3 separate regions of the Homo sapiens genome follow, and regions 1 and 2 are each linked to region 3. The links are chromatin contacts, found by Hi-C or POLR2A ChIA-PET in ENCODE. All regions are on one chromosome and are shown on one strand. Each heading gives the region's core, a stretch centred on a gene start or an enhancer-like site at or near the end of the contact. The rest is flanking DNA. Distances are from core to core; before and after follow the strand shown. Region 1 holds the start of SLC68A1 (solute carrier family 68 member 1). Region 2 overlaps ACTR1A (actin related protein 1A). Region 3 holds the start of FBXL15 (F-box and leucine rich repeat protein 15).

Region 1 (2,700 bases), core at 12-2,511, 41 kb before region 3:
CCCTCTAGCAGGTGTCAAAACTCTTCCCCTTCACCCTACCAGGCCCCTGGTAGGTAAAGACTAGAAAGGGATGGAAGCAGCAACATCTCCCTGATTTCTGAACCAACCTATGGTGGGTGGGGGAGGTTGATGAATTTAGTGGCGGAAACCAAGAATGCCGAACTGGGCCCCTGGAGTGAGAGGTATCAGACTGTACAAGAGACATTAGTGCAGAGGTAAAAGCTAAGAAGAGGCATAATTTGGAGTCAGGAGCCCTGGGTCAGGTGTGAACATTATCTTTAACTTACTATCTGAGTCTATTCCTACATCTGTGAAGCAGAGAAAACAATTCCATTCTCTGCCTATCCTCAGGAATACCAAATGAACAAATGAACATGAAAGGTATAATATGTGCCCTTTTCTCAACAGGCAGCTGACCCCTGAATTGTCTGCTGTGTTTCCTGTTTCACTCTCGGGGTCTTGTCTTCCTGCCCAGTCTCCCCACAGCAGGGTCTAGCACCAGGGTTGGGGGGTGGGGGCCCATCCTCCTCCTCCGGCTGGAAATGAGCTTTCAACTTGTTGAGATGGGGACCTTCTCCCTCTCCCTCCCCCACAGGTCCCAGAAGAGGCGACAGCTTCACCTCAGGACCACCCACCCCTCCCAAGCCACTGAGGAGTTTGGGATCAGCCCAGGAGCTCTTCACTCAATAGCTGGTGCTGAAACACGTGTAGGGCTGCTCCCCACCGCCTGCACGTTAAAATCACCTGAGGAGCTGTGCAATAATACCGAGGCCCAGGCCTCACCCAGAACAGTTAAATCGGAATCTCTTCGGGCGGGCCCAGCATCGGTGTTTTTCAAAGCTCCCCAAGTGCCACCAGGGTTAAATGCCTTTATGCTAATGGCACGGATCCCGACCTGACCAGTGCATCCCTCGATCCCAGACCACCAGGGAGCTATTTGACCCACTGCATCCCTTTCCTCCAGACCCCCGGAGAGCCTTTCTGCGAGGATTCCACCCTTGCCCCCTTGAACCCCGCTTCTTCCGCCCGGACCACACAACTCTCCCAATCCACAATATGATCACCCCAAAGACCCCCGCAGATAGCCCCCATGACTCCCAGAGCGCAAAGCATTCCCCTCCCCCTCGGGTCTGTCGTTTGTGCCAGATCGGCCCCAGCCCAGCCCGCTCCTGCCCGCGAGCCCCGGCCGCTGGCCAGCGTCTCACCGCAATCGTAGCCGGCGAAGCCTAATCCCACGGCTGGCGGGAGCCAGGTGCGAGCCAATGCGCCTGCGCGCACTTCTAGGGCTTCCCCAGCCTCTCCCTCCGCCCCCGCCCAGCGATTGGCTCCGCGCGGCCCCCGGGCGCAGCTCCGGCAGGTGACTGCGCCTGAGGCTGCCGCCGCCATGTTTGTCACGGGCGCTTGCCCTTAGCGACCAAAATTAAAAGCGGACACTGGCAAATAGGGTCAGGTTGCCTGGATTCCTGACCGGCTCAACCCCTCTCCTTTACCTCCACGATAGCTTAATGTCATTTCAGTTGAAACCAACACGTTTTTTCTAAGCGCTCACCTTCCTTCCCTCCTTGCCTAGTACTCGTTGGGAGAACAAAGAGAGGTCAGCATCCTCCATTGAGTCTTGTGGTCTGAGCGGATGCACAGCTGCAGCCGACTTGGAGGTGTCAGCGGCTCGATCTGGGACTCCCTGATGCTGCATCATGAGCCCTTCAAGGGTGGACAGGTCCAGGTTGAGCTGTGGGCACCAGGGCTCTAGCCACAGGAGCCAGGGCTGAAGGTGGGAAACAGCCACCAGGGCCTGAATGAGCAACCATGCAGCACAACCTCTTTGTATTAATAACGGCAATAATAAAACCTAAGGAGTACTGAGTGCTTGCTATGTGCACCGTACTACATTCAGAACAACACGTGCATTCTCTTGTTGAGTCCTCACATCATTCCTAGGAGGTAGGCGCTTTTATCCACATTTTATATGTGAAGAAACTGCATTTCAGAGAGATTCAATGACACGCAAACAGCAAGGGCCCAGTCGAGGTGGAACCCGCTATCCTGACTCCCATAACAAGAGTCTTTCCTCTTCCCACACCTGCACAATCCCTCAAAATCAAGTTTTGTTTGGCTCAATGTAGGCTGTGGAGGATGTTTTATGTTTTCTCCCAATTGGCCTGTAAGCCTGGATAGGTTTTTGGGCAAGCAAACAGCACACATTCCAGCTCTGCCTGGTTCCCCTACCTTGGGACACAGGGCAAAAAGCCTGTGGCCTTTGCCTTATGGGGGACTTGGAACTCAACCCCTAGCTCCAACACTTCTTTGCTAAGGGACTTCTTTATTATTATTTTTTGAAACAGGGTCTTGCTCTGTTGCTCAGGCTAGAGTGCAGTGGTGGCATGATCTCAGCTCACTGTAACCTCCACCTCCCTGGCTCAGATGATCCTCTCACCTTAGCCTCCCAAGTTGCTGGGACCACCACCTCACTCCACCATGCCTGGCTAATTTCTAGAATTATTTGTAGAGATGGAGTCTCACTATGTTACCCAGGCTGGTCTTGAACTCCTGGGCTCAAGGGACCCTCCCGCTTCAGCCTCCCAAAGTGCTGGAATGATAAGCGTGAGTCACTGCACCTGGCTGGGACCCTCCTTTTGTGAGTCTGTTTTATGCTTTACAGGGATTTTTCAGACATTAAATGAGAAACAAGGGTGTAGGAGC
Region 2 (2,700 bases), core at 74-2,573, 58 kb before region 3:
CTGCTGCCTCCACTATCGATGCCTCCTGACTGCACACTGAGGACTGGGACTGGGGTTGAGTTCTGTCTGGTTTTGTTGCCATTTTGGTTTGGGAGGCTGGAAAAGCACCCCAAGAGCTATTACAGAGACTGGAGTCAGGAGAGAGCAGGAGGCCCTCATGTTCACCAGGGAACAGGACCACACCGGCCACTGGAGGAGGGCAGGAGCAGTCCTCACTCTGAATGGCTGCAGAGTTAATGTTCCCAGCCCAGTCCCCTTTCGGGGGCCTTGGGAGAGTTTAAGGCACCTGCTGGTTCCAGGACCTCGCTTTCCATCTGTTCTTGTTGCAATGCCATCTTCAAACCGTTTTATTTATTGAAGTGTTTGTTCAGTTAGGGGCTGGAGAGAGGGAGCTTGCTGCCTCCTGCCTTGCTACACTAATGTTTACAGCACCTAAGCTTAGCCTCCAGGGCCCCACCTCTCCCAGCTGATGGTGAGCTGACAGTGTCCACAGGTTCCAGGACCATTTGAGATTGGAAGCTACACTCAAAGACACTCCCACCAGGCTCTTTCTCCCTTTTCCTCTTGCTCACTGCCCTGGAATCAACAGGCTGGTTGCTGGTTAGATTTTCTGAAACAGGAGGTAAAATTTTTCTTTGGCAGAGGCCCCTAAGCAAGGGAGGGGTGTTGGAGAGCCAGTGCCCTTAAGACTGGAGAAAGCTGCAATTTACCAAGTTGCCTTTTGCCACTGTAGCTGACCAGGGGACTAGGTTGTAGAGGTGGGAAGGCCCCCTCTGGGCTGATCTTGTGCCATTCTTGACCTTGGACCTGCTTGGTTAAGGAGGGAGTGGGCCAGACCAGAGTGCCAGGAGCTAATGGAGCCAGGCCTGACTCCTAGGAGTGGTCCAAAGGCCTTCAGCCTAGATGGTGCAAAGCTGGGGCCAGCCTGTCTTCACCGGCACCCTCACCTGTGACACCAAGACCCACCCCAATCCCAGACTTCACACAGTATTCTCCCCCACGCCGTCCTATGACCAAAGGCCCCTGCCAGGTGTGGGCCACAGCAGCAGGTATGTGTGAAAGCAACGTAGCGCCCCGCGGACTGCAGTGCGCTTAACCAACTCACCTCCCTTCTCTTAGCCCAAGCCTGTCCCTCGCACAGCCTCGCACAAACCACATTGCCTGGTGGGGCCCAGTGTACTGAAATAAAGTCGTTCCGATAGACACGTCAGCTGGGCCTCTATCTGTCTGTCACCAGGGCCAAGTGGAAAGAGGAAGAGCAGCAGGCACTGAATCTGAGGTGGTGACTGGGCCTGATCCATCCTCTAGAGGGCATCATTGCACCAGCCAGCCTTGTCCAGAGCATAGCCCAAGTCCCAGCCTGTCAGGTGGATGCAGAGAAAAGGGTGATCACACCACAGCCTAAGTTCAAGAACAGAAGGTCCCACTCCTGTGTACACTGTAGCCCATGGGTGAGACTCAACTCCAGATGACAGGAGCAGCTCTCAACATCCCTGAAATCAAAGATTCTCAAAACTGTCAAGTGAATAAGAAGGCCAGGAGCTTGGCCGGGCACGGTGGCTCACGCCACACCTGTAATCCCAGCACTTTGGGAGGCCAAGGCAAGTGCATCATAAGGTCAGGAGTTCAAGACCAGCCTGGCCAAGATGGTGAGATCCCGTCTCTACTAAAAACTACAAAAATTAGCCGGGCGTGGTGGCAGGCGCCTGTAATCCCAGCTACTCAGGAGGCTGACGCAGGAGAATCGCTTGAACCCGGGCAGTAGAGGTTGCAGTGAGCTGAGATCGCACCAGCCTGGGCGACAGAGTAAGACTCTGTCTCAAAAAAAAAAAAAAAAAAAAGAAGAAGGCCAGGAGCTTATTACAGTGCAGTTTCCAGGGCCCATACTCAGATATCCTGATTAATCACTTCTCCGTTTAAAACCTGCACTTGGGAGGAAAATTGCCAGGTCTTTGCCAAATGGTAACTATTTAATCTTCCCAATAACCTTACAAAATATACGTGCTTTTGTTGTCCATTTTACAGATAAGGATTTGGAGCCACAGAAAGATTAAGCAATTTTCCAAAGTTCTGCCTTTTTTTTTTTTTTTTTTTTTTTTTGAGATCATGTCTCACTTTGTCACCAGGCTAGAGTACAGAGGCACAATCTCAATCTCCGCTCACTGCAACCTCTGCCTCCTGGGTTCAAGCAATTCTCCTGCCTCAGCCTCCCAAGTATCTGGGATTACAGGTGCCTGCCACTGTGCCCAGCTAATTTTCATATTTTTAATAAAGATGGGGTTTGACCATGTTGGCCAAGCTAGTCTCGAACTTCTGACCTCAGGTGATCTGCCTGCCTCGGCCTCCCAAAGTGCTGGGATTACAGGTGTGAGCCACCGTGCCCAGCGCTGGCCTTTCTTAATCCCGAATGTAAACCCAGGCCATAGAACCTACAGCCTACATTTTTAATCACCATGCAGCCTGTAAAAAACCATTGGCCTAGAGCAGTGGTTCCCAATTGGAACCAATTTTGCCTCCCAGGACACATCTGGCAATGCCTGGAGATGTATTTGTTTGTCGCAACTGGTGTGTGTGTGGGGTGGGGTGGGGGGTGCTAAATGTCTACAACAGAGAACAATCTGGCCCCAAATATCTCCAGTGCTAGTGCCAAGGTTGAGAAATGGTGGCTGAGAGTCATGGTTTTCAGTGCCAGCTGCATGA
Region 3 (2,700 bases), core at 89-2,588:
GAGGCTGCGGAGACCAGCGCCGCGCCTCTGCGCCAGGTACACGATGGCCTCGTCCTTGAGCTGGCGGCAGGCGGTGAGATCCAGCTCCTCCAGGGCCGGGCAGCGATCAGCGAGGCCGCGCAGCGCCAGCCCGTCCACCCAGTCACAGTGCGCGAGCGACAGGCGCTGCAGGCGTGGGCAGCCCTCGGCCAAAGCCCCAAGCGCCCGGCGACTCAGTTGCCCGCAGCCGCCCAACGCCACACTCCGCAGCTGCGGATTCCGCGCCAGCACCGGCACCAGGTCCTCGTCTGACAGCCATTCGTGACACGGCGCCAGTGCCAGCTCCTGCAGCCCCTCGGCATCCCGCAGCAGCCGGGCCAATGCGGCCCGCGGGATCTGCGGACCCACCTGCGGGCGGGGAGGCACCCCAACTCTCAGCCCGTCCCGCACTCCTCAGCCGCCTATGCACCCCTGACCTGAGTTCTTTTCTGGCAGCCTCCTGCTCTCCCAGGAGAGACCCCACTTTCCCTCTGAGTCGCTACCGAGTATTTGCCCTTTGGTGCGTGGATCCCTTCCGGGCAGCCCCGGCGGCCCAAGGGGGTCCAGAAGGGCATACTGCGGGGCTGGGGGCTGGGCTAGAGGCGGGGCGGTACCCAGGCAGGGGCGGGGCTTCAGCCCCCGGCTCACCTGCGCGGCATCGAAGCGACGCAGCCCGGCCAGGTGAAGCTGCACCAGCGACCGGAAGGCCCGGCTAACGCGCTGCAGCCGGAGCAGCTGGCGCAGCGGGACCCGGTTCAGGACGTGTGGGAGCAGCACGTCTTCCCAGGGCAGGTCCAGGAACCTGCGAGTAAAGGGGCGTTGGCACTGGCGTCCCGGGGCCACTATTACCTGCGAGTCCGCCTCCGTTATGTTCCTGCGCCCCAGCTCCCAAGAGCGGCCCCCAGACCCAGCCCCGGCTCGGCTCCCCTCCCTCAGGTTCCTCTTCCCTCTCGGCCCCTCCGGTGCTCGGTACCTGACGGCTCCGGGCTCTTGCTCCCCTCCGGACGGCTCCATCGGTGGCTCCATCGGCTGTCTATTGCGCGTGCGCAGTAAGATTTTCTCGCTTTGGCCTTGGAGTGGCCGCACCAAACCCGCCTCCTTGGCCTGTAGAGACAGACCTATTTAATCGAGTGCCGTCTCACCGAGGATCCGATCTGAAAGCTTTTCGGGTGGACCCCGAAACGGAGGCGGAACAGACCGGTGGTGTAACATTAGGCCTCGCCTTCTCGGCTACAGGGCTTGAGGCCTGAAGCTGGAGAATGCGGTGGGCATCAGAGACTGGCTTCTGTCGTCCTCTTGAGCCAGTAGCCGCCTCTGAGCGAAGTGGTGGTGGGAGGAGCAGGCAAGGCCAAACGCGGAGGGGGCGGAGCCAGGACTCTTAGGTTACCGGCCTCTCCTCTGCCCTCTGGTCGCGTTTAGCGACTTTGAAAAACGGGGAGAAACTATCCAGGCTCTTACTGTCTGCCACGTAGCAGGTGTTCAATAAGTAATTGTTGAAATAATGAATGAATTGGCGAGGCTATAATGTTTCCCTCATCAAGTAAACCTGCTCAAACCTCCCATTCCTGATTAATTATGAAGAGCTATCCAGCCTCTTCCACTTCGTAACAGTTTGGGCCGCGTTTCCGCCGGGGGAGAGAGATGTAGGGGGCGCGAAGAAAGACTATATTTCCAACTGGGTCCCTTTCATTTCCTCCAAAGGTCCAGAGTCCTAAGAAGAATGAGAGCTCAGCTCAGCCCGCCAGTGGTAGTGCTTCTCGGCTGGCCTTGGGTTTAGTTGTAGGGTCTGGGGCTGGGTCCGCCCTGGGACAATGACGCCCCAGACCTCTGGACTCAGCTTCAGGGCTGCCTCTCACCGCGTCCCCAGGTCCCAGTCCCAGGATCCGCTTCGGGGAACCCCAGGAGTAGTGCCTTCCCCCATCATCCACGGGATGGGTGTGGGGGGATGTGAAGGACGCGAGAGCCACTGCACCGCTGACGGTCTGGCGCTCCGGTGCAACCGCTTCAGCTGGCTCATCACAACGAAAACCACTTCTCATCTGTTATCTCGTCAAGGCTTCGGGCACCTCTGAAAGGTGGGCAGGTCTATGCTATCAGTCCATTTTAAAGATGGGGAAACCGAGGCCCTGGAGAGGAAGCCCCTTGTCCAGAATCAAGCCAGACGGGAATAGAGAACCCAGACATCTGGTTTTCCCAGAATTCCTTCCACGTTTCCCCACCCCGCAAGGCAGCGAGAAGGGAGAAGCTAGCAGCGGGGAGAGACAAGAAAGGGGTCAAGTTAGGTGAGGGCTTGCTATCTCTTCTTCCTCAGCCTGCTTAGGGAGGGGGTAGCTGGGAGGACAGACCCCTGCAAAGATAGAGCCACGTGAGCGCGCACCACCTCCGGCCGCGCGCCTCGTCCCCCTCCCCTCTTTGTTCGCGCCTCTGCGCCTGCGCAGTGCGACAAATCTGGCGCTGTCCCCTTCAGCACCACGCGGAGTCCGCGCCGCCCCTCCCCGCGGTGAGCCCCGCGCGCCCCCGCCTCGCACGTCCTCGCGCCCCCTGACTGCCCGAACAGACCCCTTCTTCCTTCCGAGGTCACCATCTGCCCGCCCTGGCCCTCCCAAAGAGAGTAGTTGCCATAGTAACTCCAGCGGCTCTTTCTTAAAATAGCAGGGCCCCCTTCTACCCTGGCCAAGGGCA

Evidence for each region. A loop is a pair of places that touch in the nucleus more often than their neighbours do. ChIA-PET counts read pairs that join two places held with the same protein, here RNA polymerase II (POLR2A). Pooled maps may share reads with other maps.
Region 1: a loop to region 3 is called in a map of CD8-positive, alpha-beta T cell, with 15 times the contacts of the local background. The contact joins the promoter of SLC68A1 here to the promoter of FBXL15 in region 3. A Hi-C loop is called at or near these places in 43 of 168 maps with a recorded cell type or tissue (B cell, CD14-positive monocyte, CD4-positive, alpha-beta T cell and 30 more), 35 of 37 single-sample maps with no recorded cell type and 42 of 50 pooled maps. POLR2A ChIA-PET finds 5 or more read pairs at or near these places in 41 of 52 experiments (A549, A673, AG04450 and 33 more).
Region 2: a loop to region 3 is called in a map of B cell, with 9 times the contacts of the local background. The contact joins the enhancer-like site here to the promoter of FBXL15 in region 3. A Hi-C loop is called at or near these places in 28 of 168 maps with a recorded cell type or tissue (B cell, CD14-positive monocyte, CD4-positive, alpha-beta T cell and 21 more), 29 of 37 single-sample maps with no recorded cell type and 42 of 50 pooled maps. POLR2A ChIA-PET finds 5 or more read pairs at or near these places in 23 of 52 experiments (A549, A673, AG04450 and 19 more).

What each region holds. Positions count from the first base shown.
Region 1 is chr10:102,459,956-102,462,655 of GRCh38, reverse strand. SLC68A1 (solute carrier family 68 member 1) reads right to left here and starts at 1,261. Exons shown (of 10, transcript NM_024789.4): 1 at 1,206-1,261. LOC124902493 (a long non-coding RNA gene) reads left to right here. Exons shown (of 3, transcript XR_007062270.1): 3 at 596-1,863. RefSeq lists enhancers at 179-861, 862-1,545, 1,673-1,742 and a silencer at 1,183-1,402.
Region 2 is chr10:102,477,739-102,480,438 of GRCh38, reverse strand. It overlaps ACTR1A (actin related protein 1A), which reads left to right. Exons shown (of 11, transcript NM_005736.4): 11 at 1-1,210. Among named protein-coding and RNA genes, the nearest start is that of SLC68A1, 18 kb to the right of the region's middle. Within about 2 kb of position 1,323, at least 9 of the 41 ENCODE cell types and tissues checked have a DNase peak (open chromatin) inside an H3K27ac peak, as active enhancers do; they include B cell, gastrocnemius medialis, heart right ventricle and 2 more, where a contact is called at or near this core.
Region 3 is chr10:102,419,474-102,422,173 of GRCh38, reverse strand. It overlaps FBXL15 (F-box and leucine rich repeat protein 15), which reads right to left and starts at 1,338. Exons shown (of 4, transcript NM_024326.4): 1 at 992-1,338; 2 at 667-820; 3 at 1-387. The coding sequence starts at 1,044. It also overlaps a transcript of PSD not described here. RefSeq lists enhancers at 1-40, 951-1,420 and a silencer at 541-710.